Regions from separate parts of the Homo sapiens genome. Here region 1 is linked to region 2. A link is a contact called in ENCODE Hi-C or POLR2A ChIA-PET data. All regions are on one chromosome and are shown on one strand. The core of a region is the stretch at or near the end of the contact, and the rest is flanking DNA. Distances in the headings are between cores, read along the strand shown.

The links. Hi-C counts contacts between places; a loop is a spot of excess contacts on that map. ChIA-PET counts read pairs that join two places held with the same protein, here RNA polymerase II (POLR2A). Pooled maps may share reads with other maps.
Region 1: a pooled map shows a loop between it and region 2 (2.4-fold over the local background). The contact joins two enhancer-like sites. A Hi-C loop is called at or near these places in 1 of 168 maps with a recorded cell type or tissue (PC-9), 1 of 37 single-sample maps with no recorded cell type and 7 of 50 pooled maps. POLR2A ChIA-PET finds 5 or more read pairs at or near these places in 9 of 52 experiments (AG04449, AG04450, CD4-positive, alpha-beta T cell and 5 more).

What each region holds. Positions count from the first base shown.
Region 1 is chr10:63,513,871-63,517,039 of GRCh38, reverse strand. It overlaps a transcript of JMJD1C not described here. Among named protein-coding and RNA genes, the nearest start is that of REEP3, 5.9 kb to the left of the region's middle. Within about 2 kb of position 1,484, at least 3 of the 41 ENCODE cell types and tissues checked have a DNase peak (open chromatin) inside an H3K27ac peak, as active enhancers do.
Region 2 is chr10:63,437,323-63,440,255 of GRCh38, reverse strand. All of the region lies in intron 1 of JMJD1C (jumonji domain containing 1C), which reads left to right. Among named protein-coding and RNA genes, the nearest start is that of JMJD1C-AS2, 8.2 kb to the right of the region's middle. Within about 2 kb of position 1,460, at least 2 of the 41 ENCODE cell types and tissues checked have a DNase peak (open chromatin) inside an H3K27ac peak, as active enhancers do.

The DNA.
Region 1 (3,169 bases), core at 235-2,734, 77 kb before region 2:
TAGAAAATAGGGGGAGAGAGAGGATCTTAAGAAGACTGACATAACAGAAGAAAGCTGTTCTTTTTCTGTCTGCTGCTAGATGGATACCTCTTTTCTCTCAGGCAGTCGCTTATGGAATTATGGTTACAACAGAGGTTCAGTTTGGCTTCAGAGATTGAATGATAATGAAATGATACTGAAAATACAATGATCAGATAGCAATAGAATAAAAAGATTAGGTTCTGATTAAGTATTCACTATAGGTATTGGTAGAAAAAGATGGTGACTAGCTGACAACACAAAAAGTAAAATACATCTGTGATGGCTGGATCTGGGAAGCACACACAGTAAGAAATTGACATTATCTGAGATTCTTACACATTTCCAGTAGTAGCCTTAACTATAACAATTAAGGATTTAGACAGAAGCTTTTGTTTTTCCTTCATGGTAAAATATGGTTTTGTGTTTGACCATGTTAAGTGGCAGAGAAACATCTAGTTTAAGATAATTGAGGTACTTTTACTATTTATTTAAAATAGAATAGATTAAATCAGGGTTTTAAGCTCAAGATAGACTTATGATTTCAGGTATTCAGGTGCATATGGGGTTGTGGTATAATTTGCCAAATCTGAAATATTTGATAATGACATCATGTCTAGTAAGCAGAATTTCAACAGATTTCTGTTGATGTCTTGAGTGATAATTCAAAGCACGTGGAATAAATTTAAAAGGGAACAGTGAAAAATTAGTCTTTTTTTCTTCCCTGTTTCCAGCTACTCAGTTCATTTCACAGGCAGTCTCTGTTCCCAGGTTTTTTTTTTTTTTTCCCTCAAAGTCCAGAAACATACCCAATTATTAATAGATATTTAGTCTAAGATAAAGACAGCATTTTATGGTTTTTGGAACACGATGGAATTATTCAGTAAACGATGTGACAACCAGCCAGCCATTTAATAAAAACTGAAGAAAAAAAATTCTGATAGGTAGGAAATGGAAAAACTGAAAGTACCATAAAAGTACAAAAAAATAGATAAAGGTATTATATTCTTGATAGCAGGAGGACCTTTCTGTCGTAAAATCAGAAACCATAATCATAGATTTGAGTATACAAGAATTGAAACTCCTGTGCCTCCAAAACCAATATAAACAAGATTAAAAGACAGATGACAAACTAGGAAAAAATTTGTAAAACCTGACAGAGGGTTTTTTGTCTGATTTTTGGGTATATATCTTCATATACAAAGCACTCTTAAAAACTATTAAGAAGTAATCTCTGAAGACTTCCAATTTCCAGTGTAGCATGTAAGGAGCTCAGTAATTGCCACTTGGTCCTGACAACAAATAAATAACTGAACAAAATGAAGAATAGACAACACTTCTTAGATTCCTCAGATAAGTGAAGTCACAGGGCAAACCACATCCTCCAAAACTGGAGAGACAGACAGCTGGATACAGAGAATCACAACTACTGAAGCAGAAACCGAGGATCAGAAACCCCTGAGGGAACCAGTACCCGGGTAGGAAAATCTGAGCTGTAATTGAGGAGTTGCTGGAGGCTCAGTGTGGACAAGTCTGAGACCTAAAAGCTCCAGGGAGAGCCAGTCCTAAGGAAGCCCCCGTAGTTTTGTGAGATTTACTTCCTGGAGCTCTACCAGGTCCTCACAGTAAATATTTGAGAAAAATCCTCTTACGCTGTCAGCTGGAGAAGGGAGAAGTGAAACATTTTGAAATACACCAAGGTATTCTGTTCTTAACAAGGCCTGCCCTCAGGAGAAATTATTTCTCTTAGAACCAAACCTAACTGGGGAATGGGAAAAATGCAGCTCCAGTCAACTCTAGCCCTCCACATGGAGAAAAGGAAATTCCTAACTCCACCTCCCTCTAGACTTCCAGTTGTGGGAAGGGAAATAACTTCAGCCCTCTCCAGCCACCCTGTTCCATTTGAAGGGAGGAAAAAACCTGAGAAATGCTGGTGGAAGGTCACAGTCTAGAGGCACGGGCTCACCAGAGGACTGAGACCTAATCCTAGGCCTATAGAATGCTTCTCCTCCCCCATCACCCTAGTACTGCATTACAAAACACCTGTTTACTGTAGGCTTTAAAAAAAAAAATACTTAGTATTATTATGTCCACCTTTAACAAAAAATTACAGGCATACTAAAAGGCAAAAACTGTAGTTTGAGGAGACCAAACCAAACATCAGAACCATAGCTAAATATGGCAGGAATGTTGGAAATATCAGACCAGAAATTTTTTTACGTATTTTTACTTTTTTTTTAAGCTTTTATTTTAGATTCTGGGGTACATGTGTGTGGTCTGTTACCTAGGTATGTTGCATGATGCTGAGGTTTGGGGTCTGAATGGTCCCGTCACCCAGGTACTGACCTTAGTATCCCACAGTTTTTCATCCCTTCCACCCCCTCCCTCCCTCCTCTAGTAGTCTCCAGTGTCTATTGTTGCCATCATTATGTCAGTGAGTACCCAGTGTTTAGCTCCCACTTATAAGTTAGGGCATGCAGTATTTGGTTTTCTGTTCCTACCTTAATTTGCTTAGGATAATGACCTCCAACTCCATCCATGTTGCTGCAAAAGGACATGATTTCATTCTTTGTTATGTCTGCATAGTATTCCATGGTGTGTGTGTGTACTACATTTTCTTTATCCAATCCTGTTGATGGGCACCTAGGTTAATTCCATGTGTTTGCTATTGTGAATAGTGCTGTGATCAATATGTGAGTGCATGTGTCTTTTTGGTACAATGGTTTTTCTTTTGGTTGTATACCTGGTAATGGGATTGCTGGGTCGAGTGGTAGTTCTTTTAAAGTTCTTTCAGAAATGTCCAGACTGCTTTCCACAGTGGCTGAAGTAATTTACATTCCCATCAATAATGTATAAAGGTTTCCTTTTCTCTGTAGCCTTGCCAACATCTGTTGTTTTTTGACTTTTTAGTAATAGCCACTCTGACTGATGTGAGATGATAACTCATTGGGATTTTGATTTGCATTTCTCTGATAATTAGTGATGTTGAGCCTCTTTTTTCATGTTTGTTGGCTGCTTGTATGTCTTCTTTTGAGAAGTGTCTGTTCATGTGTTTTTGCCCATTTTTAAATGGGGTTATTTTATTTTATTTTATTTTATTTTATCTTTTGAGCTAGAGTCTTGCCCTGCCACCCAGGCTGGAGTGCAGTGG
Region 2 (2,933 bases), core at 211-2,710:
TCAAGCGATTCTCCTGCCTCAGCCTCCTGAGTAGCTGAGATTAAAGTCGCCTGCCACCATGCTTAGCTAATTTTTGTATTTTTAGTGGAGATGGGGTTTCACTATGTTGGTCAGGCTGATCTCAAACTCTTCACCTCAGGTGATCCGCCCACCTTGGCCTCCCAAAGTGGGCAATAGTTACTGAAAAAATATCCATCAGTAATCCTGGTTAGTTTTCTGTAATGTGCCTATGTTTCTCAGTGTCTTTACACTGTCTGTAGATTAAGGTTGCTTTCATATCTCACTGTCACCTTAGGCATCATTGTATCTCATTCCCTTGCTGCATACGCACTGTTCTCTAATTGGTAGGTATTGTCATCCTTGTAGCTGATAGAGAAATAAGTTCCTAGTTAACTTTGTTATGTCAAATTACTTAAAAAAATAAACTGTAGACTAGAAGGACTGCAGTATATATGTCAGTGAAGTGACTTCATGACATATAAGTGACTTTTTTATGATCTACATGTTGTTTTTATATATGATAGTATTAGAGAATTATACGGTCTGTTTTTCAATTATTTACCTAAATAAAATAATTTGAGGTGACTTTTGTTAAGGATAACTATGAATAAGATTGATAAAATAGAAATAAGGCCTTAAAAACCATCCGTGTAAACTGAGGTGGTTCAATAGAAATATCCTCCTCAACTTAAATGTATGAACAAATGGTAAGTGTTTAATTCTGAAATTTGTTACTTGTGTGGAGTTGTTGAGAGTCAGGGATATATTTGGTAAGTAATGAAATAAATAAATTTTTAAGAGATTGTTTTTCCTGGCTGAGTTTAAAAAGAACGCATTTCTCTTTAAGTAATATTAAATGTTGTAATTAATAGTGATGTTTATAATAGTTTTGTGGTTTGCGTGGAGGTTCTTCATGTGGCTGTTAAAAAATAATAATTCTCAGTGAAAGCCAGGAACAGAACATTACACAATAACTTACTGTTGTTTCTACAGAGAAGAAAGCTACTGAGGTCTAAAAATACAGCTTTATAAAATGATAGAATTTTGAGTATGTACTAATGGGCATTAATACTTTATCCTGTGGTATTTGAAGACCGTTTTCACACAAGCATCTTCAAATATCAGTGTTATTTAGTCTTTGACAGGTGTTGGATAGCAGTTAAAGATTGAAGTATGAGGGGGCAATCCTAGATTTATCCATTCAGCAGATACTTATTGCATGCCTTGTACATATCAGGCACTGGGAATAAAGTTGTGAAAGGAAGTGGATCAAATTGCTGCCCTTATGGAAATCAGTTTATGGAAGGAGAGACAAAAGATAAGAAGATAAATGAGTATGATGAATGGTATGTAAGATAAAGTACCAGGAAAGAAAATAAAAGCATGAATGTTGAGGGGGCGGAGGTGACATTTTAGATAAGGGAGCCAGAGAATGCCTCTCCGAGTAGGTGACTTTTGAGTGAAGACCTGAAGGAAACAAGGAAGCTAGTCACGTAGATGTCTGGAGTAAGTACCAGGCCTAAGGAAGAGCAAAATACACAGCCCCTGAGATTGGGAATGAGCCTAGCGTATTTGAGGAGCAGTGAATGTGGTATGGTCAGAGAGCAGTGAAAAGTGGGAGAGGAGAAGGAAAAGATCAGAAGGGGAACAGGATGGCAGGGGATAGTTTGTGAAGGACCTTATAGAACATTTTAAGGATTAAGCTTTCATTCTGGATGAGATGGGAAGGCATGAACGAGGTGGTTTTAAAAGGATCCCTCTACTTTCTTTGTTGATAGTAGACTCTTGGGGTGTGGGGTGAGGCAGATGCAGGGAGAGCGGTTAGGAGGCAATTGTAACGATTCTGTGGTAGCATTAGATCATGGTGATAGCAATGGTAGAGGTGGTGAAAAATGCTCAGATTCATATTTATTTCCAACACAGAATTGATAAGAGTGGGTTGCTGAATTGCATCTGATGTGAGAGACAGGGTTTAAGATGGGTTCTAAGGTTTTGGCTCCTGCAAAACATAGAGTTACCATTTTTTTTCAGATGAGAATTGACTGGAGGAGCAGACATTTTGGAGAGTGGTGGTGATAGCGGTAATAATACTGGGGATTGGGAATCTGTCTTTTAGATGTGTTAAATTTGAGATGCTTATTTAGACAGGCAGTTACTTAAAGTATCATGTTTGTTAGTTAAAGGGAGAGGTCTAGGCTGGAGAATCTGGGAGTAGTCAGTATATAAATGGCATTTAAAGCTATCAGACTGAATGAGTTGATGTAGAGAGTGAATATAGAACATACCTAAGTGTTAAACCCTGGAGCAGTTTTTAAAGATTAGATATATGAGAAAGAAGGGACAGGGAGGTATGAAATCCAGAAGTGATGTTCAGAAAGCTTAGTGGAAAAAGTGTTTCGAAGAGGAGGGATTACTGGTTGTGTCAAATGCTGCTTAGTGAAGTAAGATAAAGGCTGAGAATCTACAATTCAGTTTTAGCTAATGAGTCATTGGTAACCTTGATCAGCAGTTTCAGTGTAATAGTGGGAACAAAAGCCTGATAAAGTGAGTTTACTAGAGAACTGGAGGTAGTAGATTGGAGACAGAGATTATTGACAAGGCATTTGGGAAAAAGAGAAATGGAGCAGAGCTTTAGGAGGAAGATAAGATTTTGTAAAATGGAAGACAATATACCATATTTGTATGTTGATGAAAACAATTCAGAGATAGGATTAAGTTGATGATGCAACTAAGGAGGAATTACTAGAACCCTGTCTTTAGGTAGTAGTAGAATTGGCCTTAGATAGTACCATAAACTTAATCCCTAGTAATAGAAGAGAAGAAAGAGATACTGTATTTGAGAATAGCTGTAGGTAGCTAGGTAGTGAGAGAGAGGTAAGAGCTTGTGGAAATCTGATTGCTTCTGCTTTTTAGTGAAATAGCAGCTGATAGGA